Regions from separate parts of the Homo sapiens genome. Here region 1 is linked to region 2. The links are chromatin loops, found by intact Hi-C in ENCODE. Cell type or tissue: ascending aorta. All regions are shown on one strand. Links, peaks and the distances in the headings refer to the core of each region. The heading gives the core; the rest is flanking DNA. Region 1 holds the start of DYNC1I1 (dynein cytoplasmic 1 intermediate chain 1). Region 2 overlaps DYNC1I1 (dynein cytoplasmic 1 intermediate chain 1).

Region 1 (12,721 bases), core at 2,909-10,908, 99 kb after region 2:
CATCCCTATGAAAAAAAAAATTTTTTAACCAGCTGGTGTGGTGGGACATGCCTGTAGTCCCAGTTACTTGGAAGGATGAGTTGGGAGAACTGCTTGAGCCCAGGAGTTGGAGTTGCAGTGAGTTATGATCATGCCACTGCTCTCCAGCCTAAGCAACAGAGTAAGACCCTGTTTGTAAATAAATAAATAAATAAATAAATAAAACTAAAAAGAAAAGAAAGCACTGGAATTAGCCCATCTTGTACTGAAAATCATTAAATAGAAGAAAGATAAAAGACAGCTATTCCCAGTCACCACTACTTGAGAGCAGAAAATGGGACCAGCCTCTGTGCAGCTCCTTCTGGCCCTACTCACCTCTAATTTGAGTCCCATACACAAAAGGCAATGGGCCTGACTGCCAGTAGCTGTGCCACACTGACCCATAACACACAGCACCTGTGCTAGATAAATGTGCAATCTTCAAACTGGCATTTGCATACCCCTGGCCTCCACAGTGGCTTTCTAAAGAGCCTGCAGGCAAGGGAAAAGTTAATGGCATTAATTTCCAGATCCGCAGCTTTTGCCTGTATGTTTTCCTAAAACTATCTACCGGAGAATGTGCCTGTGGTTGTAGAATTATTCGGGGCCCCTTTTTCCATCTCCATTTTCACAAAATGCCTTCTGCCATATAAGGTTAAAGACAAATATAAACTAAACAAACAAACAAAACCCCAAGAAATCCCAAATTTTACTGTGGTGCTTAACTGCAAGATATAAAAACATCCCTTTGTGAAAAGAGCTTCTTCACATACATTTTAAATTGAAGTTGGTATTTAGATTTTAATTGGATTCAAAGAATGATGTCACGGTTTTATTTTTAACTGTCAAAGTTTACAACATTCTGAAAATCACATTAATTGTGATTCTATAAATTTATGATGAAAAGCATTAGATGTAACCTTAAATGTGTGGAGGTGATGGAGCTGCAGAATTTTTAAAAAATTCTTGAGGGATTATAAAAGAGAAAAAAAAATGTTGGAAGAGCACTGAGTTAAAGCATAATGAAGCACACTGGAACGGTTACCAGGCAGGTCTGTTGATCAAGTACAATCGTCCTCTATAGTGCTTGAGATTCATTATTTTTATTATGAATACCCTCAACTCTGACCGAAATTTCTGCTTTGTGTGTTTGCCACATTGATGGCATTAGCTGTTCTGAACCCCCAAAATGAAACAGTGGGTTGTTCTATGCGATCATAGCAAGAATATAGGTAAGCGGAAAACTGTTAGCGCTTAAATAATAATTTGGAAGCAAGAACAGCTGCTAAAGAGGATTTCAAGACCAGTATGAACTGAAAACTAAAGAGCACGTAAGTCATCTGGTAAGTAGTGCCCCTCCCAGGATTTAGAAGCAAGTCAGTGTTCCGGATCATGACACAGCTGCTGTATCAGGGAAGCCTCAGAGGACAGAACAGCCTTAAAGTAAATTCATCTTTGCAGTGAATAAAGTTTTGATTTACAGTTACCCCTGCAAGATAGTTTTCAGGCTGTGTTAGGTGGGGGCTGCTGTGCATTTGGTACTCGGCAAGACACCTGGCGATGGGGGAAGCAAAAGTGTGGAGTTTCAACTCACCTTAAGTTAAAGCAGGGCTTGCTTTTCTTCTGCCACTCTGGGAGACATACAACTTGTTGTTGTTCCTTTGATAATATTTTAGGCTTTTCCTATCAGTGTGTGAACATATTTCTTGAGGGACTCTTAGTCCTGCCACAATAAAAAGCTACACTAAACAATACTTTTTTTGGTGTCCCACACAGGCAGAGAAACTATGAGCTATGGTAGGAAGAGAAGAAACAGACTTTGGAATCAGGCCCACCTGCATTTCAAATCCAGCCCTTCCACTATCTGGCTCCATATGGCCTTGACCAAGTGACTTAATCCCTCCAAGCATCTCCTTGTTTGTCAAAGAAAGAGAAAAATGTCCACCTTACAGGGATGTTGGGATGATTCAATGAACTAACACATCTATAAAGCACTGATTATGCACAGGGGAGATTCTCAATGAATGACAAGCCAAGCTAGGACTGCCTGCCACGCCTGGAGGCCTGACTCAGTTGCAGGCCTGACTCAGTGTCAGTTGATGTTTGCTATACCTGCCACCTGGACTCCTGGTGAAATGCCACAAAAATGTCCTGATAGCCAAGAACATTTTATTTTTGGCTGCCACTGGTAGGATAGCTTGGCTTTGTCTTCGATACATTTCAGCAGAGTGACCTCTGCTCCTCTCCCCTTTTTTAAACAGCATATGTAAACCAGTGATTCTTCCTGTATTTTTAGTTAGCAATATCCCCATTTTTTCCCTAGAAAACTACATTTATGCACAAATGCATGAAAATTTGCCTCAATTTTAGTGGGTTCAATGACCATCTGAAAACCATTCGTATGCCTCCCTTTTACAGTATCTATGGGTTTTTGTTTAAGAAGGTTCCTCCAACAAAGAATCAAGGATGTTTTATGAATATGTGAGCTCATGAGGATTAGCACCTAGGCAGAGGTATCTATGTTACGATGGAAACTTCACTCTGAGATTCTGGGGCCAGGCCTCACTCAGAGAGGAATCAAGGAACACAAGTCCAGGATATTGATGAAAAGTCTCTGTCAAGAGGAATAATTTTTTTCTTTTTTAAGACAGGGCCTTGCTCTGTCGCCCAGGCTGGACTGCAGTGGTGCAATCTCGTCTCACTGCAACCTCTGCCTCCTGGGCTCAAGTGATTGTCCTGTCTCAGCCTCCCGAGTAGCCTGGGATTACAGGCACGAGCCTCCAGCCTGGTCTCTAACTCCTGGCCTCAAGTGATTGGTCTGCCTTGGCTTCCCAAAGTGCTGAGATTACAGGTGTAAGCTACTGTGCCCAGTCAAGAGGAATAACTTTTACATGGACCTCGTCAAGGGTTTATACATTGCAAAGAAGAAAAATGAGAGTTGAATTAATTTGAGTTAACTCTCAAAACAAAAAAGTCAACTCTAGAAGTTCCTAGTTCCAGCACAGTTCCCAGGAGAATATATGTTCTCACATGCTCTAGGGGATGCAGAAGCCACAAAGATTTCTAGTAAAAGAGATCCCTGATTAAGGTAGCAACTATTTACACAGCATTTGAGATCCACAAAGTATAACAGCTACTTTCATTAAGGAGACAAAAACAATGCCATAATTTATTTTAAGGGGCCATGGGTCTACTTTGAGTGTGCATATATTATTCACAGTTACCAATCAACTGGCAAAAAGTGCGGCTATACTTGTGGCTTTAAGAAAATAACAATGGATCACACTGAAATTGGAGAGCAAACCTGAAAGATACAGACATACACTCGCTTTTTTGTCTCTCACACAGCACAATAGCCAAAATGGATGGGTCCTAGTTTTAGAGTCTTTGGAGAGATCTCATTTGAATCCTACCTCTGCCATTTATTAAATGATGTTGAGTATGTCATTTAACTCATTTAATTATTTGGAAAATATGGATAATAATGTCTACTTCATAGGATTAATATAAGAATTAAAATGAGATAAGAGAAGAGCTTGGTATTCAATATATGAAAATTAACCAGTGTAATTGTTTCATAGTACGGAAGAGAGAGGTTAAAACTCCTGGCCTGGAGTCAGGCCTTGATTCAAATGCTGCCTTGCTCAACTTAGTAGCTGAGCAAAAGTTACTTGACACCTTTGTGTCTTAGTTTCCTCATCTGTAAAACAGGATTACAAACAATATCTGCCTCATAAGATTTTTGTGATGTTTAAATAAGTTAACACCTGTGAAAGTATTTTAAAATGCAATGCCTGGTAAAGTGCTCAATATATTTTAGCTACTGTTATCAATCTTTGTTTCAAGTGTAGGGAGAATAAAGTAATGAAGGAATATATTTGTTTGAAACAGATTTTGAAACAGATGCATGTGACCTTTTCATTTGATGCTACGTTAAACAACAAAGAAACTGGAGAAAACGGTAACAGGATGAAGCCGGTGCACACTGTCTGTACTAAGAGGGGTACCTAGATTTCAGATTTGGCATGCATTTTACAAGACTGGTCTACATCGCTGTTTTTATGGACAGAGCAGCACCCAGGCTGGATCCTTGACTCAGCACTGTCATCAAAGGCAAGGCTCATTTATTAAACGTAGACTCGGGAAGGAGTATTTTTGGAAGCAGAGGGATTGGGAAGAAAGACCCTAGAGCCTTCTCTGAGATATAAAACATGGTGACTGAAATGCCAAGTGACTTCTTACTCTCTTCGAAGTTAGTCAGAAACTGAAGACCATGGACCACTACTTTAAGAACTCTGCCCCTTTTCCTGCGGGTCGAGTTTATTTTCTCTGCTCATATCCCTACTGGTGATTTACCTAAAGCTTTAACAGTAAAACAATCATGCATGTTTTCAATAGCAAAGAGGGAGGAAAGGCTGGGGGTGGGGAAGGACTGCAAGCCAGCCCCTCCTCCTCCAGGGGACTGTGCACCAGCGGCTGCAGCATCTCAGAGGTCCAAAGAAGGAGGAAGCAAGTGCATTTGTATCTGAGGCCTGAGACAAGGAAGACAAAGTAAAATGCTGAGATGCTGTGGGCCAGAAACAGGGCTAAGAGCTTGACAGGCTGGAAAAGCCTGCATTCGACCCCCAACTGTATTCTAAAAACTTCCCAAGGATGGTGCTAGAGGTTTTAAGAGGAATGGGTCTTGGAGCACTGGATCCTCAGACCTAAACAAATATTCGAGAGTTAGTTCTTATGAAGAGAACATGTGGTAACTCAGTGGCAGGTGTTTCAGATTTTATTTTATTGAGAAATATGATCAAAAGAGCTGAGTTAGGACCCCTTTTTCCACACCAAACCTTTTTGAACAAACTTGGCATTTTAAATAATTAGAGGTAGTATTACATTCTCACCAGTACCCTCAGCTTGCAAATTGCACTGAATATTCCCTTTTCAAATTTACTAACACTGATCAACGTATATCTCTATAATTTCCACAATTAAAGTATGTACACAGACTGGTTACCCATGTCTGTGTTAACATCAGGCGTTGGGTTGTCACCTGCAGTTGCCTATGCCTTACTGTTAGCTATACTTTTTGCTAATCTGGAATATTTGGAAGCAATTCTTCACAACTCTGAACTACAATAAGTCTACAATGCCCACTTGAAAGGCATTCCAAGCAAGAAAATGGCTGGCTACTTGTTCCTGCCCCTTACCTAGGATTAGTAGAGGCCAGAATAGCGAATATATTCCATCTTCTGCATGTTGTTGAGTCTCTGATCTCCTATGTAATTTCCTGTCCTGATCCTGGGCTTCTGTTTAATCTTATTAGCCAAGGTACAAGTCATGAGACTCCCGCACACTCAGTTCCCATCAGCGCTGCCAGGATCACTGCCCTTATGATGACGACGCACGGATTTATAAGGCCAGAGCGATTCCGAATGGGAGCGGGGGAAGGAGAGCCAGGCGGCCGTGAAGGTGTTTACCAAAACAACATCCCCCAGCCACACTTTTTCGCAGCAGAGAGAAACTGGCATCTTCTCGCTTTGAAGTGTTTAATTAATGCCCTGCTGGAAGTGAATTCGCTCCCTCCGACTTGCAGGGTAGTGACAGCATCTAAGAGCTTTGCAGACAGCTCGAAATGTAATCAAACAGCATCCTTTCCCCTCCCTCTGCAGCTTTCCCCCTCCTCCAGGGGCAGTCAGCCGGTGGCCCAGAGGGGTGCAGATTTCAGCGCCGCTCGCCCACTGCTCCCCCGGGGAAGACCGAGGCGGGGCGCACTGGGACGCCCTTCCCAGCCCACAAGGTGGGCGACCAGGTGGTGACACCACGACCCTTCCTTCTCTGCCCTAGTCTCTCGGCTCTGCCGAGAGGGGGGTGTCACTGGGGGGCTTTGGCCGCCTTCGGGCTCAGCGGAGCACGCAGGAGCCTGGGCAGGGGGCCAGGACAAGGGTCCGGCTGCGGCTGCAGGGGCCTCGGCTCCAGCCTGGTTCCCAGCGCAGACGACACCGGGGTGGGGAGGGTTGGGGAGAGGTGCGGAGGCGGCCGTCCGGGGAGCGGCGACATCCCGCTCCAGTTTACCTGGACGCGCTCGGCAGCGGCGGAACTGGGCTCCCCGAGCCGGCGGCGGCTCCTGGGCGGCGGCAGCGTTGGTGCAGGCGGCTCCCGAAGGTGGCGGGGCCGGCGCGGGCAGGATGTGCTGTCTCACGCTGCGCCGGCCGCTCGGCTCGCGCTCCTCCGGGAGCGATCACTTCCTCTCTCCCAGAGCCTGACACTGACAGCTCCCCGGAGCACTCAGTCTGCGGGGCTCGCCCCGCCCCCTGCCCACGCCCTCCACGCCCGCGCCCCTCCTGAGGGAGGGCCTCCGCTCCGCGTCTTCCGCGCCCGGTCTCGCCAGGAGGGGGTGGCGCCGCTCCGTAGGCTGGTGGCGAGCAGAGGACCTGGAAAGGTCAATTCGTCTATCCCTCTAACGTCGGTAGGACTTAGACCTCAGTTGCTGCAAAGAGAAGAGCTTCAATATTCTGGGAGCTCCTGCTGAAATGCCACCATTGAACAACTTTCACTCCCAGGCAACTACACTTCTTAAGGTCATTTAAATAGAAATAAAGCTCAGATCTACCTGTTGTACACAATGACTTATAGGTCTGATTGATCCCAATTTTTCTAGAAGAAAAAAGAATTAAGTGTGTGTGTCTGTGTGTGTGTGTGTGTGTGTGTGTGTGTGTGTGGTGTGGTGTGTGTGTAGCTTGTCTTCACATTGCTTCTTAAAGTCCCAGCTTTTAAAAATCTGGGTAACTGGCCAGACGCGGTGGCTCACGCCTGTAATCCAAGCACTTTGGGAGGCCGAGGAGGGCGGATCACCTGAGGTCGAGAGTTGGGGGACCAGCCTGACCAACATGAAAAAACCCCGTCTCTACTAAAAATACAAAATTAGCCGGGCGTGGTGGTGCATGCCAGTAATCCCAGCTACTCGGGAGGCTAAGGCAGGAGAATGGTTGAACCCGGGAGGCGGAGGTTGTGGTGAACCGAGATCCCGCCACTGCACTCAAAGCCTGGGCAACAAGAGCGAAACTCCGTCTCGGGGAAACAAAAAAAAATCTGGGTAACTATTATTGGACTCTGCAAAAAACAAGCTTGCCACAACAGCTAAGTTATAAGGCCAAAAAATTGAGTTTGGGATGTTAGGGGGTTTGGTATCATTTTATAGATGAGCTTTTCATCATATTTCTTGCACATCTGTGGTGTATTTTTACACATTAGAATGTAAATTAGTGGAGGGCAGGGACGCTATCTTGTTCACTGCTGTATTCTTAGTATCTAGAACAGCATTCTGATATATAATGGGTACTCAGTAAATATTTATGAACTTATTAATTCACAAGTACTACAGTAATTTCAAAATAAATACAGATTCTAGTATGAATACAGTATGAATACATACTCATCTGTAAATGGCCATCCTTATTCTAAAACTTTGGCCTCCCTGGCTAATCTACTGCGATTGTAACTATGGCTAGAAATGAAGAGGTTAAATGTCTAGGTAGAAGGTATTCAAGGTATTCCAGAAGGAAAAATCTAGGAAATAAATATTTGCCACTACCGTGACTGAATATTTAATACATGTCAATTCTACATACATTTTTCTTTAACTTTTCTATAACATTATGTAGTACATATAACGAATGCCATGCCTCCAGAAAAGGAACTTGAGTCAAAGAAGTTAACTCCCTTGCCCAAGTTCCATAACCACTGAGTGATCTAGCTGAGATTTGAATTCCCATTCATCTGCAGCTTGTACTTTAACTACTTTGTATTTTGGTCTTTCCAACATGGCATTGCTTTTGTTGTTGTTGTTGTTTTGTTTGTTTGTTTGTTTGTTTTTTGAGACAGAGTCTCCCTCTGATGCCCAGGCTGGAATGCAGTGGCACAATCTCGGCTCACTGAAACCTCCATCTCCTGGGTTCAAGCGATTCTCCTTCCTCAGCTTCCTGAGTAGCTAAGATTACAGGTGCACACCACCTAGCCCGGCTAATTTTTGTATTTTTAGTAGAGATGGCATTTCTCCATGTTGGCCAGGCTGGTCTCGAACTCCTGACCTCAAGTGATCTGCCTGCCTCAGCCTCCCAAAGTGCTGGGATTACAGGTGTGAGCCACCATGCCTGGCCTCAACATGGCATTGTTGAGTGCCCACGAAGTAGGAGCTGGGACTTAGACACTGGACCAAATTGAAGACTAGCTAAAACAGGGATGGGGCGGAGGCAGCTTTCCATAAGAGATGCTCACCAGTGTGCCATGTCAATTTACCACTGCCGTGGCAAAACCCAGGAGTTACCACTCCCTTCCATGGCAATGACCCCATGACCCAGAAGTTACTACCCTTTCCCTAAAAATTCTGCATAAACTACCCCTTGATCTACAAGTAATTAAAGTAGGTACAAATATGACTGCAAAACTACCCTGAGCTGTTACTTTCTGCCTGTGGGGTAGCCTTGCTCTGCAGGAACAGTCACAGAGCTGTAACACCATCAGAGCTGTAACACTGCCACTTCAACAAAGCTGTACTTTTCAACCCTACCACTGGCTCACCCTTAAATTCTTTCCTGGGCAAAGCCAAGAACCTTTGCGAGCTAAGCTCCAATTAATTTGGGGGCTCCCCTGTACTGCATCGCACACAACCTGCAAAGCATTGTGCTTGGAGCTTCACATGATTTAAAAAAGAGAATATAATCCCTCTTCTTGAAGGGGTTAAAATCCAGTTGGAGGTGCAAGGATAGGTAAAGGCAACATAATTAAGGACAAACAATAAGGAAATACCCAAAGCAGTACAATGGTTTGGGTGGATGAGATGGAAGGAGGAAATTAGAATTATGACAATAGATAGTATTGAAATAGGTAGGGTTTTAGAGCAGAAATGAAGAGCAGAGAACATTTTCAGGCGTAAACAAAGCTCCAAAGAAGAGAAAGAACAAAGTGTACTCAGCAAATAGTGAGTGGGCCAGCTTTTTGGATCATGACAGACTCATGGGAGAGCCAACTGGGGCCTTGAGAAGGGCTGTAGAGCAGATAATGGAGAATCATTAAAGGCCTTTGAGTAGAGAATGACACTTGGGAAGAGTCATCTGGGGCTATCTTCGGGTAGAGGATTGAACAAGCAAAAGCTTAAGAGACAAGTTTAAAGTTCATTCAAAGAATCCAGGTCAGGATTTAAAAGGCCTGAGTTTGCCAAGTTGTATTCATGACAAATAGCCTGTAATGTATGCCCACAGCAAATTAAGCCCTCAATTTCAAAGTTAGTTATAATATTATCACTTCTCAGTATTTAACCAAAATAATTCAAAGTAGGATTTCAGAGAGATATTTGCACATTCATGTTCAATGCAACATTATTCACAATAGCCAAGAGGTGGAAGCAACCCAAATGTTCATGAACAGATGAATAAGTAAAGAAAATTTGGAATATATATGCATACAGTAAAATTTTATATTTAAAAAGGAAGAAAATCCTGTCACATGCTACAGTGTGGATGAACTTGAAGGACACTGTCGTAAGTGAAATAAGTCAGTTACAAAAAGTAAAATAGTGTATGATTCCACTCATATGAAGTATCTAAAGTAGTCAAAATTGTAGAAAAAGAAAATGCAGGCATACTACGGAGATATTGTGAGCTCAGTTTCACATCACCAAATATCACAATAAAAGTGAGTCATACACATTTTTTTGTTTCCTAGTGTATATAATAGTTATGTTTACACTATACTGTGGCCTATTAAGTGTGCAATAGCATTATGTCTAAAACATATACATGTCTTAATTTAAAAATACTTTATTGCTAACAAATGCTAATAATCATTTGAGCCATCAGTGAGTTGTAATCTTTTTGCTGGTGGAGAGTCTTGCCTCAATGTTGATGGCTGTTGACTGATCAGGGTGGTTGTTGCTGAAGGTGGGGTAGCTGTGGTAATGTCTTAAAATAAGACAACAATGATGTTTGCCTCATCCATTGATTCTTCTTTTCATGAAAGATTTCTCTGTAGCATGTCATGCTCTTTGATAGCATTTAAACAAATTTATGGGCACATAGAAGGTATTTAGTATTTATGAGGTACAGGAGACATTTTGATACAGGCATGCAGTGTGTGTTTGGTAGCCCTTTATCCACAGAACCTTCAAAACTGAAGTGAACTATGTCAAACCCTGCCACTGCTTTATCAAATACGTTTATGTAATATTCGAAATCCTTTGTCATCATTTCAACAATGTTCATAGCATTTTCACCAGCAGTAGTTCCCATCTCAGTATATCACTTTCTTTGCTCTTCCATAAGAAGCAACTTCTCATTCATTGAAGTTTTATTATGAGATTGCAGCAATTCAGTCACATCTTCAGACTCTACTTCTAATTCTAGTTCTCCTGCTATTTTTATTACATCTTCAGTGATTTCCTTCACTTAAGTTTTGAGCCCCTCAAAGTCATCCATGAGGGTTTGTATTAGTCCATTTGCATTGATATAAAGGAACCCCAGAGGCTGGGTAATTTATAAAGAAAAGAAGTTTACTGTGGCTCATGGTTCTGCAGGCTGTACAAGAAGCATGGTACTGGCATCTGCTTCTGGTGAGGGCCTCAACAACCTTACAATTATGGCAGAAAGCAAAGGGGGAGCTGATGCATCACATGAATAGAGTGGGAGCAAGAGAGAGAAGGAAAGTGCCACAGTCTTTTAAACAACCAGATCTCCTGTGAATTCAGAGTGAGAACTCACTCATTACCATGGGGAGGGCACCAAGCCATTCATAAAAGATCTGCCCTCATGATCCAAACACCTCCCACCCGGCCCTACCTCCAACATTGGAGATTACAATTTAACATGAGATTTAGAGGGGACAAATAAACAAACCATAACAGGGTTGGAATTAACTTCTTCCAAACTCCTGTTAATGTTGATATTTTGACATCCTCCCATGAGTCATGAATGTTCTTAATGGCATCTAGAATGGTGAACTCTTTCCAGAAAGTTTTCATCTTACTTTGCCCAGATACATCAGAATTCCTATCTATGGCAGCTGTAGCCTTACAAAATATATGTCTTATGTAATATAACTTGAAAGTCAAAATGACTCCTTGATCCATGGGCTGCAGAATGAATGTAGTGTTAACAGGCATAAAAACAATATTAATCTCCTCGTACATCTCATTGGAGCTCTTGGGTGACTAGGTACATTGTCAATAAGCAGTATATTTTGAAAGGAATCCTTTTTTCTGAGCAGTAGTTCTCAATAGTGGGATCAAAATATGCAGTGAACCATTGACCATGTACTGTCATCTAGGCTTAGTTATTCCATTTATGCAGCATAGGCAGAGTAAATTTAGCATAATTCTAGGGACCTTAGTATTTTCAAATAGTAAATGAGCACTGGCTTCAATTTAAAGCCACCAGCTGCATTAACCCCTAACAAGAGAATCACCCTGTCCTTCGAAGCTTTGAAGACAGGCATTGACTTCTCTCTAGCTGTACAAGTTCTAGATGGCATCTTCTTCCAATACAATGCTGTTTGTCTACATTAAAAATCTGTTGTTTAGTATAGCCACCTTATCATTTATCTTTATAACTTCTGAATAACTTGCTGCAACTTCTACTTTAGCACTTGCTGCTTCACCTTGCACTTTTATGTGATGGAGACAGCTTCTTTCCTTAAACCTCCTGAACCAACCTCTGCTAATTTCCAACTTTTCTTCTGCAGCTTCCTCACCTCTCTCAGCCTTCGTAGGGCCTTGATCTGGATTGGGATAAAGGGAATGTTGTGGCTGGTCTGATTTTCTATCCAGACCACTAAAACTTTCTCCATATCAGCAATAAGGCTATTTCACTTCCTTGTCATTCTTGTATTTATTGGCGTAGCACTATTAATTTCCTTTAAGAACTTTTCCTTTGCATTCACACTTGCCTATTTGGTGTAAAGAGGCCTAGCTTTCAGTCTGTCTTAGCTTTCAACATAGCTTCCTCACTAAGGTTAATCATTTCTAGCTTTTGATTTAAAGTGAGATATGTGACTCTTCCTTTCACTTGAACACTTAGAGGCCACTGTAGGTTTATTAGTTCACCTAATTTCAATATTGTTGTATCTCAGGAAATAGGAAGGCCCAAGGAGAGGGAAAAACATAGTAGAATGACTGGTCAGTGGAACAGTCAGAATGCACACAATATTTATCGATTAAGTTCACCCTCTTTTGTGGGCATGGTTCATGGTACCCCAAAAGAATTGTAACAGCAAAGACCACTGATAATATATCAATATAACATAAAATAATAGTGAAAAATTTTGAAAAATTATGAAAATTTTTTCAAAGTATTAAATTACTAAATGTGACACAGAGACACAAAGAAAGCACATGTTTTTAGAAAAATGGCACCAACTGACTCCCTCAATGCAGGGTTGCCACTAACCTTCAATTTGTAGGGGAAAAAAGCCAGTCTCTGGTAAGCACAGTAAAATGAAGTACGCCTGTATAAAGGTAATTTCCAAGGACTGGGGGTAAAGGGATGGAGGAATTAGTGATTAATGGGTATAGAATTTCAGTTTTGCAAGGTGAACAATTCTAGAGGTTTGTTGCACAACAATGTGAATGTACTTAAAGTTACTGCACCATACACTTTAAAATGATTAAGTTGGTAAACTTAGTGTTATGTTTTTATGACAATAAATAAGTTTTAAATTATTTTAA
Region 2 (12,721 bases), core at 1,911-9,910:
TTTACTTGCTATATGCTATTAGGACTGCTCCCAGATATTTTAAATAGTTGTGCGGTTTTGTTGTTGTTATCATTTTTACCAATTTTACTGGGAAGTAGATTCATGGACCATCTCACATGCCCCATGTGCTCTATCTCTTGTGTCTACTTTATGCTGGAAGTGGAACCTTAGATGTTTCTTAAGTAAGTCAACATATCAGTTGTTACTCTCCAGGGAATTAAAGGTTTGCTATGCCTTGTAATATTATTTAGTTCTGCTATTTCTTGACTGTGTCATTGATTATGAGAGGTAGGCAAAAATAATTTTTGTGTGTAGCGGGGCTTATATTTGAAAATTATTAATATGCTTTTCTGTTTGTCTTTGTGAATGTAATGATATTCACCCTAGTGTACCTAGGGCATTTTTTTTGCCAGTAGAGAGATTAGAATTTGATATAGAATGAAAATAAAACAGCTAAGGTAAAACTCAGCTTCCATCTCAAAACATTGAATTTTGTAATCCCACTGTAGTTTGAGAGCCAAGTTTAATTGAGGGAGAAAGGATATTCCAGTTTTTTTCCTTACCATTTAAAATATCAATAACTACCAAGATCACTCCTTCTGTCCAGAACAGTAAAACCTTGAGACTCCATGGTAGAATGAAGATATAAATTGAAGGAAGTTAAACAGGGGAATTTATTTCCAGATAGGAGCATTTCGGAAGAAGAGACAAAGTTTCAGATATATCTGGATTTTCACTTTCTGGGGGAAGCATTAGGAGAGGTGGAGTGTTAAACTAAGAGGAGGAATGAGCACAGGGTTCTTGAACCACACTCCTTTTTTGGGAATCTGAAAAGAGACCACCATGCAATAGATCTTATTCACCATAGGCATCTGAGCCTCCCTGGGGGTGACTGGCATGATAAGACTGAGAAAAGAACAGGTGAGGATCTCCCTTAAATATTCTGAGGCATGGGCACCAAAGCGAGAGTCAGTATGCCAAGAGATCTGCTGTGGTGGATAAAGGCATGGCATGGGCTGAAGGTAGACCTCTAGGATGGAGAAAGGACAAGGCATCAACTCAAGGTCTGGAGACCATGACAGCTGAGAGGAGACTAAATCATCAAAAGAGAGATAGCCAATGCTCCCTAGGAACATTGCCAAACTAAGCCAAAAGAACAAATCACAAGTTCACCAGCTACACACTCTAACACAGGGTGCCAGTGCCCAGGTGGACAAAGGACATCATGCCAGAGGGCAACAGATGTCAGCCAGCATGCTGCCAGGGACTAGCACAAGGCCAGAGTCCCTCATCCTCCCTATCTCCACCAAGGCCATTAGATCATGTAAACCTCATCTTTCTTCCCTCTACAATTGACCATGATCTCAGAGAGAGATGCAGATGAGAGGGGGACTCTATGAATTTGGGCATTTCTACCCAAGATTAATGGAACATACTAACAGGGACGGTTTAAAAGATGAGAGTGAACTAAAGTTGTTTATTTTGTATATTTTCTCCATGTCAACTAGTGGTATTATAAATGGCTGCAGATAAAATAAAGGAACTGCATTCTCTCGGCACCTCTGATTTATAAGGTGAGTAAATTCTAGCAATGCTGCAAGCGTAATAATGTATATGAGTGTGCTGAACACATAATAAATATTATTTTTCTCTTTACCTCCCTTTTTTTTCTTTTTCTTACACCAAAGTGGGCATTTTTCCAATATATATTCTTGGCCACTTAGCATCCAAACACCCATTGTTCTAAAAGGAAGGATATAAAAATAGATCAAAGTTGAGTCATAGCATCCCCAAACATTATGGGAAGCTGAACTTGGGCAGTTATTTCTCTGCCTTGTCCCTCACAGCTGACACAGGGGCATGTAACCTAGTCCTGGCTAATGGACTCCCTTGAGGGAACACTGTCAAGAGGCAGAGAGAGTTAGAGGTTTCCAAGCCAGCAGTGACTACAGAGTTTAAATCATGAGCCTAACAGAGAGTATCCAGTGACCGGAAGTCAGGAGGCTCAGGTCTTCTAACCAGGAAGGTTAACTGGTATGATCTTGCTGTGTTAGCTGCTGTCTTAGTCTGCTCAGGCTGCCATGAAAAATAGCATAAACTGGGTGGCTTAAACAAGGACAATTTATTTTCTCACAGTTCTGGAAGCTGGGAAGTCCAAGATCAAGGTGCCAGCCAGTTCATTTTCTGGTGAAAGCTCTCTTTCTGGCTCGCAGACAGCTGCCTTCTTGCTGTGTCCTCACATGGCCTTTCCTCGGTGAACACACACACAGGGAGAAAGATCTCTCTCTCTCTCTCTCTCTTCTTTTTCTAATAAGGCCACCAATTAGAGATCCTACCCTTATGACTTCATTTAACCTTAATTACCTCCTAAAAACCCTATTTACAAACATAGTCGTATTAGGGGTTAAGCCTTCAATATATGAATTGTGGGGATACACAATCCAGTCGATAGCAGCTACCTAATTTACTTTTTATTTCAAACCTAATGCTCTGGCTTTTTTTTCTTTTGTCAATTCTATCAAGTATCTCATATCTTCTCAACAAACCTTTTTTTCTGTTTAAACTTAATTAGAGTTAGTTTCTATTGTCAGCAACCACAAACTCAGTCTGGTACAGAAACTACCATCAGGAGATAGTCACGTGGGAAGCTGATGTTGGTTATCTGCCATAGCTGATGCTAAAGAAAATAAAAATTCAGTAAGAGTTCAGGAATGGGAATCTGTCAGCTGTAACAAATAGCTACATAATTTTTCTTCTATGGTGATCTTTAATGAAGTGTCCGTTGAAAAGAAGGATTTAGGGGATCAAATTTTCACTGCTATTGAATAGTGTGAGTGGCATGAAGAATTTAAAGACACTAGGATGAGGTGGATACTTCTAATGGGACTGGACAGCTGTAAGAAATAGATGACAGGTTGAAGTCTCTATATTTTAGATCTAGGCATAGACCCATGGACTTTCTCTGCTTGTGATAAGTATCTACAAAAATGTCAAAGTCAAATGCAAAGTTTAAATTCTGTGGGTTTCTGAATAAGGTCTGTGGAATTGCTAGTGTCACCAGGTGACTTATGTGAAAGTGACAGCAATGATCAGGAAATAATGGGAAATTGAATGTAGGTAAGAATACGGAGGCCTGGGAGTACCTCCAAACCATGTTCTACACTAAGCCTTGCTTGACAGCCAAAGACCTGCAGCCTTTCTCTTTGCATCTTCATCATCCTACCTCAGGGCTGAGCCAGTTCTCTATCTGTAGCCCTTGTCAATCTCACCTTCAACATGGAGCATCATGTCAGCAGGACCTGGAGAGGAAGCTGTAGCTGGTATCTTTAAGACCTAGTTAAGACATTATGTAGGCCAGAGGATGGAGGAAAAATCTTTGAAAACATAAGTACTCGCTACCTTAAGAAAGTCTCTATTGGTCTAGTCATCTGGTAAACTCCAAAGTATATGTGAATACCTTAATTCTCTAATATTAAGAGTCGAAATGCTTAGTGGGTCATTCTGGGTTTTGCAGGCAACATGTTCAACATTTGCACCTATTTATTCAATCCATTTACCCAGTGGTTTGAAAGTTTTTCTTTCAAATGGCTATACTACTTGGAAATTATGGTCCAGCTGACCCAATGGTGCCCCAAGTGTCTATGGCAAATCAAACAAATGTCCCTAAGAGGTGAGTCTCAGAAGAAGTGCTTAGATTTTAGAATAATAATGTGGCCTCTTTATTGCATTACTCTCCCTTTGAGAGAGATGTCTTGGTTTGCTACTGGGCCTGAGTAGAGATTAAACCTTGACCACAAGATACCAGGTGACTATCAAAACAAACTATGATTATGTACCAGGTTGTAGAAATTTCCTCCTCCTTCCTCCAGTGTGGCTTGCATCTTTCCAGCAGATTAAGAAATTCTCATTCCCCCAGGGGGAACATAGTGAACTTGGTGTTTCTAGAGATGTCTGGCATTATCTTTGTCGTTCAACAGCATTTCTTGGGTACTCAGGATAAGCCATGCACTCACTCACTATAATAAAGATGCAAAAGACTGGCTCCCTAAGCCCAGGACCTCATGGTTGGTACAGAAATGGGTTCATAATAGGCAACAGAGAGGCAGCCTTGGAGGGGACCATAATTTCGTTTTCCTTTCTTGCTACTTGGGAATAAAATTATGTGTTTCAAATATATTGGGGCAAAGGTATCCTTCTCCAAGTCAGTGTTGGCCATTCTTGGCCTTCTTTCCCTGCAGAGAAGGAAGGTCTAACCTTGTTGAAAGAACAGTATTCATGGAGAATTTATACTTAAATCTTGCTTATTTATATCACTGTCTGGAGTGTTTCTCATAACAGATCATTATGATCAAAAATTAATACTTACTATGATGAGAATGTTCATTACGGTGCACAGTACAGAAAGGATGCTTAAGCTTGGGCAAATCCAAAGTGCCTTCCCCTTCATTTTCAAAAGTAAAATGGGAATGTGTAAGAACTTGAATGCACTAGAATCCATTAGAGGCAGAACAAATCAATGCTCTGAGATCATTAGTTTGATTATCATTAAACTGTCCACAGTCAAACAATGACAAAAAATAATCAGCATGCCTTCTTACATTGTGGGCAACAGCAAGCCAAAGTGGATGTTATATATGCCAGAGCTTCAAATGTTAGCCACCCAAGAGCCTCATTGTGTCATAAAATTCCGTAGTTGTTTCCTGCCGCTGAAAGGCGCAGTTTTCATGAAAACATTGCCATGGCTCAAACCCCACAGTGGAGCCAACCCACATCTGCCGCATGGTAGAACCTCAGTGCCAACTGTCCACTGCTCCACGCAGCTCTCCTGCCAACCACCTCCCCACAGCAGGTGAAAGTGAGCACCAGCACCCTCTATGGCCGGGCAGCCGGGTGACTGCCGGCAGCCAAGGGTCAAGGCATCATCGCCTGTGGTGAGGGGCAGTTTGCTGAACCCAAATTGAAAGGTTTTTCTGTCCAAATCCATCCAGGATTGCTTAAATGTCAAGAACTATGGTAGCTAGCTTTGGGTTCTGTATTGTAATCTGAACCATGTAAATGCCCTTCACCACAAAAAAGCTTGATGGATCTTGTGAACAAAACAGAAAGAACTTCTGCCAATAGCTGAGAAATAAATTCCCCCTTTCCTGCTGCTTGGACCACAGCATAATGAGGGCTCCCAAGCTCTCCTTGCAGTAATAAAATGGAATGTACAGCCTTTTCCTTTTGATGTGCTCCAGTTTAAAACTTTAGAGCTGATGCCTTTTCATCCTTAATTTATCTTCCCTTGTAAATATTTCTTTACCACTTCCAATATCTTAAGTACACATTTTAAAAAATAATTCACTCCTTCTCCTATTTCAGTTGTATAACTTTATGCTATGGGTCAAGTTTTGGGCTAAATAAACATGCCTCCAGCTACAGCTCTGCAAATACCTCTGGCAGCAAATTAAGTCAAACAAATGTTTTGGTTGGGTGGTGAGGATGTTTTTTAACGATCTTCCTGTTCTTGTCTGGAGGCCCAAGGATAGACTAGGTGAACTCTCACAGGCTTTTCTAATTTTGTATTTTCTTTTTCTTTTCTTTCTTTCCCCCTCGCTAACTGTATTTTCAGCCACGTTAATATACAGGTCTCATTTGTTGGGTTGGTTGGTTTAAAAGCTCACCAGCAGAGGGTGCTACTTGTTTGCTTCTAAAATTCATTTCACTGGGGCTTGAGAAATGGAGGCCCTGCTACTGAAGAACTGTCCCCACAACAGCTTGTATAGGCAAGATTTTCAGAATGCCTAACGGCACCCCGGACTTCAAGGAATCTGATTCACTTTGCTTTTGGCGTTATTTATTTAGAACCAAAACTGAAAACCTGTAGCTTGCATAAACAAAAATGCACTGATTTTTATATTTCCGGTAAATCACTAAGGGGGAAATGCTAATCATTTTTGCATTTCATGGCTTTTGTCCATACTTACTACATAGCAACAAGGAACCCAGAATTCCAACATCCTCTTCACCCACCGAAGAATAAAATAACATAAAGTAAAAAGAGTATTTGCTTTGCTATAACAACGTTAGCCTCTAACAATGAAACTTTCACTTACCCTATTTTCAAAATACATCTCCCTCTTCTGCTTTTGCATAATCTTGCTTTGATAAAGTTTTGAATTCTAGGAAGTATTTATCAACTTCGACTTCTCTCATGAGTGTATTTTTATGATTCTCTGATACCCGTATGTGACTTTTTCACTTGATATTTTTCTGGCATACACAAAGAAGGTATGGAGTTCAATTTCCATTCACCTATGTGGAGTTTGCATGGGAAAATACTTTTAAATTGTGGTCAGAAACTCTCGTGTGTTGTTACCTCAATTGGCAAACCAAATCAGTGGTCAGCAAAGGTTTTCTGTAAAGGGCCAGGTTATAATAAAGATTTTAGGCTTTGTGAGCCATAAGGTCTCTTTCACAACTACTCAACCCTGCCACTGCAGCAAGAAAGTAACCACAGAAGTCAATGGTTGGATATAGCTGTATTCCAACAACACCTTATTTCTAGGAACAGGTGGGTGGGCTATAGTTTGCTAAGCCATGTAAATGATGAATCTTAATGTATGCTTAAGATTCTTAATGTATGCTTAATGTATTCTTATTGATAAAATTCAGCACTGTTTCTATTACATTGTTCTTTGATGATTTTTGTTCTCCTCACATGATTTCGATGTAGTGAGATAAACCTCTTTAGTTTATCTAATTTAAAGTTGCCAGGTCACTTGGAAGAGTATCACCGAGTTCCCTCTCCATAGCTTTCAAACTCAGAAGAGGCTTTGGCTTTCAGTGTCATTATGTTTGTATCCCATGAAGAGCTCTTATGGTAAGAGGAAATCAACAAGAAAGATGTTACTTCCCAGCGATTTCTCCAGAGATAATATGGAAAGTAAGCCAAAGACATAGTTTACCTTCAGACTGATGCGTGGCAAGAGGAGTCTGGGTCTCCTTTGAGTAGGACACTACTTCCCTTGGCAGGAAATCCACTTGGGTGACCTTTGACACGCCCAGTTTATGCAGTCTTCTTCTGTAAGTAACAAAGAATAAATGCTTAGAGAGGGGAGGCATTCCTTGCAGAAGAGCTATCAGTAATAAAAGAAAGCACTAAAACAAACAAACCACAAATACCCTCAGCTTCTGAGTGCAAGGGGCAGGGTCATGAAGCAGAACTGGCTCTGGGCTGGAAGTCAGGACACGTGGGCTCTTGGCCCACGTTGGCCCTAATAGGCTGGGTGATGTCAGATAAGACCCTCAGCTTTCCTATCTGTAAAGTCTTGGTCCAGCTTACAAGAGACCTCTTCCATTCTGAGCATCCCAGATTCTACTCAGTTAAAATTTATTGAGGGAACTTCCATTTGCAATACAGGATTCTAGTCTCTTAGGAAAGAAGGAGAAAAGGAAAGTAATGCTTCTTAAATTTGAAAAAAAAAAAGAGAGGTGGGTTCTTTAATGGTGTAACACATTCTCTATCATAGCAGTGAGGGGATTATATTTAAAGAATGAGTTTAACACTTCTCATTTCTGCAGAATAGGAACTAACACAGATTAGCATGTGAATTTGCTTGAAAGACACATTGATATAGCACAGATGAGTGAAAGGGGGCACTGGGCTCAGAGTGATAAAGCCTTAGCACAGCATTCCAGACCTAACCATGACCATGTAAGAAACCATTTCTGAATATTTATGTAGCACTTCAAGGGTTTTCAGGGGTCTTTAGATTCATTATGTTACGTGCCTTTATGACACCTCTATGAAGTATGTGGATAGATGTTATAATCTCCATTTTACAGATGAGGATAGTGAGATTCCGTTAAGAGATGTGCCCAAGTATATACAACTCGTAAATTGTAGAAGAAAGGTTATGAGTCTTGGTCCGTTGTTTTCCTACCAACTCGAACTCCTAACTAAGGTTCTTACTGGTGAGTTCTTGAGTTACTGCAAAAATCGAAGTGCCTCCTGAGACACCCAGGAAACATCCAGTCGTGGAGGTATAGTAGTATCACCTGGTGATTAAATACATAACCCCTAGCCCCACCATTTACCAGCGTGTGTCTCATCTTGAACAAGTCACTAATCTCTCTGTGCCTCAGCTTCCTCATCTGTAAAACGGAGACAGAGGTACTTTCTAATTGTTATGGGTAATGTCTATGTACCACATACACATAATGCATATGCCACATATATATTATGTAGTCATATGTACATAATTTACAAACATATGTATTTTAAAACAGCTTCTGGAACATTGTTTTTAGTATATAGTTATTATGTTATTAGTATTGGACATATTCTATTTCTAAAAATTTCCAGGCATGGAGTGCATGCGTCTCTGTGGGAGAAAAAGAAAAAAAAGGTATACTACCCATTTAGCCAAAATCTTGCATTCCCTAGCTCTCTAGGAGCAACAGAAGTATATTCTATGCATATTATTGTCCTTAATTGTTACTAGCGGATGGCACAGCCTTATTTCTTTTTCTTTAAATTATTATTAATAGGAATAAAGTGAGAAAATGCATGGCACAGTTAGGAATTTTCACATACAATTTCCCAAACACTGTAGGAAAACAAAAATTCTTCTTGTCTATGAGTTACTAACACAATTGAGATGAGATCTAAGATGTGCTCAAAGTAGGTACAAGCAAATAAACAAACAAACGCTGGTTAGAGGACAAGCCTCGCTGGCTGTCTCTGTGTTCTAAGTGACCGTGACTGGAGCCCAGGCTCCACGCAGGCCTGAACCACATGGGCCTGTTTCACTGGGAGCTCTGGGACACAGAATGCAAGAGAGTCCAGGCTGGGCCCAGGCTGAGCTTTGCACAAGTGACAAACCTTGCTCCCTTCTTACACAGAAATGGGGAAAGCACATACCATATATCAGAAACAAAATCACCAAATGAGGGAAAATCCTCAAAGTTTCAAAGTAAGACATTCAAGGTATTATTTTAAAACCTCCCTGGGTCAGAAAAGAATGTTTTCCTGCCTGAAGTGGGTCTTTCTTGAAGCACCTAAAGAAGAAAACATGAAAAGACATTGCAGGACTGCTTGAGGCAAAGCCTCTCCGCTGCTTAGTAGCCCAGTGTCTTTCTGAGGCCCCAGTAGATCAGTCTTTATTATAAACAAGGAAGTGGAAAATAATCCACTTCAAATTGAGGCCACCTGAGCACAGAGAGATCACCCTAAACCCTCAACTGCCCTGGGCACCTGCATGAGACCCAGGGAGCTCCAGCTCTGGTTAAGTGGTAGCTACCTCTACAGGCAGGGATTTCAGGGCATCCTGCTAACATGACGTAAGCTGCAGCCCTATCTCGTTTGGGACCAGCAACAGGTGCTGGGCAACAGGAGGCTGATGTGTAATTTGATACTCCACCATGGCGGACTGAAACCAGCAGGTGAGACCATACAGCACAATGGTGATGTCATGCACTCATTCTGAAACTGGGTTCATAGTTCTGCTTTGAACATACAGCTGAATGGTAGGGGAAAACTTTGGACAAGTGACAAACTTCTCTAAGCCTCATGTTTCTTATCTGTAAAATGGGTACCTGTCATTGAGTTGTGAGGACTGAATGAAGCTAATGCTTACATAGCACTTAGTTTAGTGCCTGGTATATATCAAGTGGCTCTTGGCTCAAGCAGCTCTACTTTATCTGTTCTGATGATTATAATAATGTTTATATTTGTAAAAGAAAATCAGAGAAAGCAGATTTAGGAGTGTCCTACATTAAAGATTCCTTAAGATAGTAGAGTTGAAGATGATCTCTGACAACAAAATGAGAATCATACTCCTAATTTCTTTATATGGGCACATGGATAGGATGTGGCTGCTTGGGAGAGTTCATTTGCTTTTCCTTAACTTCTTTTCCTTTGAAACATCTGTTTTCAAAACGTAGGTGGAGTAAGTGTGTTTATCCCACTAAAACAAAACCTTTTCTTTTCTCAACAACCATTGAAAAGTTTCAACCAGTTTTTCACTGATGCTATGTTTGTGAGTTCAGGGTCTGACTTGTACCTAAGACATCAAAATAAAAGCTGAGTTGTCATCATTAGGTTTTCCCAATGTACTGATCATCTGACACACTGATAAGCTTGTGGTTCTTCTGGCTTGAGGGTGAATCTGTCTCAAATAATTTATAATTTTAAAGCAATTCCTTATAACACTTCTTAGAGGGTACTGGTAGATTACTGTATCTTTCCATATGATCTCTGGATGGATGAAGCTGCATTTATATCAAATGCTTCTATTCTTTGTGCCTATTTTGCTGCTGTTTTAGTAACCAGGGACTTACAATATGCCAGACGCTTTTCATACATCATCTTATTTTATCCTCATTAAAATTTTATCTCATATTCCAATTTTACAGATGAGAAAACTGAGGTTCAAGTGATGTTAAGAAATTTTCCAAAATCACAAAGGTAGTGACAGAGTTGGGCTTTGGCTCTATGCAAGAGTAAGTCCCAGGGCCATGTACTTAAAAACTTTGAAACTATACTTAAAAACCTTGTTTTCCTGCGTGTTCTCTAATGCCTTATGACCATCCACTCATTGAGGCATGCTTCTTAAAACCTAATATAGTGGTCCAAGCACGTGTGGTCATTTTAGAAGCATGAGAAAGAATTATTGAGAAGTAGCCTGGTTTAGATTGTTAGGACATAATGAAAGGATTATGTTTCTGAGTTAAGTACCATACAATCACTCCCAGCCCTAGCCAGTCCAGAAAGGATGACCAGAAGGTGTCGTCCTTTCATAGCAAAGACCTTTTGCTTAGGGATTTCTCTAAGTTAAACTAAGCAAAGGAGGAAGAGCAAGACAACACTGTGGCATTCATACCACTGCAGTTCCCGTGCCTTCTAGTTAGGCTGCAGACTCTATGCTGGTTCCTCAGTTCCGACTCTGTGCTACCTTTCCTGCCATCCCACCACCCCTCCTGCATAGCTTATGCCCTGTTCACTGTACACCCAGATACTGCTGCCATAGCCCTTGGTACATGTCACTGTACAGTCATGTGTGGCTTCATGATGGGCACACCTTCTGAGAATTGCATGTTAGGCAACTTTGTCATTGTGCAAATATCACAGACCGCACTTACGCAAACCTAGATGGTATGGCCTACTATACGTCTAGGCTAGATGGGATAGCTTATTGCTCCTAGGCTACAACCCTGTACAGCATATTACCGTACTAAATACCGTAGGCAGTTGTAGCACAATGGTTGAGTATTTGTGTATCTAAAAATAGAAAAGGTACAGTAAGTATACAGTATTATAATCATACAGGACCACCATAATACACAGTGCGTCATTGACCAAAATATCATTATGTGACACATGACCGTATTCACTTCTTTTTCATGTCTCTCACCCATGACTAGACTGCAAAGATACTTATTTATCCCTTACTAATTTATGCCATACCCTGGGCCTTAGTTTAGCGTCAGGTACATAGCAGGCACTAAATAAATGTTTGAGGCAGGAAGGTAGAGAGGAAAAAAGGGAAGAGAAGGAGAAAAGGTAGAAACAATGTAGAAATATAAATTGAGACTCAAATTATGTATGTCCTGGTTGACACGGCATCATTTTAAAATCATGTGGTGTATTTTCACCTTGGTAAAATAAAAGGGTTTATTGAAACTTTAAAATTACTGAACTATAATGCTTTAAGTAACCGTGGGAAAACAAACATTCAATATCACCTATGCAGTACAATAAAGCTTCATATATTTGGATTAATTGTGCCAAGAGTAAACCAAAATTCGAGAAATCCTAGAGCAGAGATTCCCAAAGTGTGGTGCCTGACCCCACCAGCAGCAGTGCCACTTGGGAGACGGTTAGAAGGCAAATTCACAGTCCCCACCCCAACCCACTGAGTCAGAAATTTCAGGGTTGGGGTCTGGCAATCTGTTTTAGGAAGCTTGTCCACCTTCCCCCTTTCCCCACAACCCCTTACTCTGGTGATTCTGATGCCTGCTAAAGGTTGAGTATCACTGGCTTAAAAATACTAGATAGAGTGGAGAGATGAAAACTTCATTGTTTAGGCAGACCTGTTTGAGCTTCCCCACCCTGCCATCAGATCCCAGGCTATTCTAGAGGCTTTAGTGCCACTGAATGGGCAGACGTCTTTGAACTTCATTATGAAGTTCTATGAAACAAGCCAGGTAAAGAGATGAGGGAAAAGGTGAGAAGAAGAGGGCTACAGAAAGTAGATTGCGGTATACAAAATATTAAGAAACTGGCTCAAGAACCTTTGCTAGATAAAAAACTAAAAAGTCAGACAGATGATTCCAGACCGGGCAGTGGAACCACAGATCCTTGACAAGCTGACTTGGTCTTGTCCTGAAGTGACCTGGAGCCAACATCTCCCCAGAGCTAGGGTTTGACTTTCCCCTGAGAGTTTCTTTTCACCTTGTCCTGTCAACTTGGCTGGGAAAGCTGGCTGAGCAAAGCCATATTGCAAGAAAGTTGAAATGTTTCTTCTGAAAAGAAAAATCAGGTCTTACTAAAGAATAAAAAATAAAGCTACTTGAAGTTTGAGAAGGTTATTTGCCACTGCTCAAGGTGCAAAGATTTCCAATTTAACACTAGCATAGTCCAATCCACCCAGGTTCTGTCCATTTGTCCTTGATTGGACATTATGAATCACAAGAAGAAAACTACTCCATTGTATGAATCACTGTCCCCATTCCCCTT

What was found. A loop is a pair of places that touch in the nucleus more often than their neighbours do. Peaks named below come from ENCODE experiments on the same cell type or tissue, not always from the same donor. Only the 100,000 strongest peaks of a DNase experiment are listed, where the experiment ranks them.
Region 1: a loop joins it to region 2, with 2.3 times the contacts of the local background. A loop is called at or near these places in 6 of 110 quality-filtered maps.

Annotation. Positions count from the first base shown.
Region 1 is chr7:95,766,134-95,778,854 of GRCh38, reverse strand. DYNC1I1 (dynein cytoplasmic 1 intermediate chain 1) reads right to left here and starts at 6,301. Exons shown (of 17, transcript NM_001135556.2): 1 at 6,082-6,301. RefSeq lists an enhancer at 1,056-2,255. In ascending aorta, for the core only: no CTCF peak of the experiment used is centred there; DNase peaks (open chromatin) are centred at 5,394 and 6,284; H3K4me3 peaks cover 2,322 bases; H3K27ac peaks cover 2,000 bases.
Region 2 is chr7:95,864,225-95,876,945 of GRCh38, reverse strand. DYNC1I1 (dynein cytoplasmic 1 intermediate chain 1) reads right to left here. Exons shown (of 17, transcript NM_001135556.2): 6 at 6,948-7,063. Among named protein-coding and RNA genes, the nearest start is that of DYNC1I1, 98 kb to the right of the region's middle. RefSeq lists an enhancer at 9,251-9,360. In ascending aorta, for the core only: a CTCF peak has its summit at 5,652 (motif pointing right); no DNase peak of the experiment used is centred there; H3K27ac peaks cover 1,123 bases.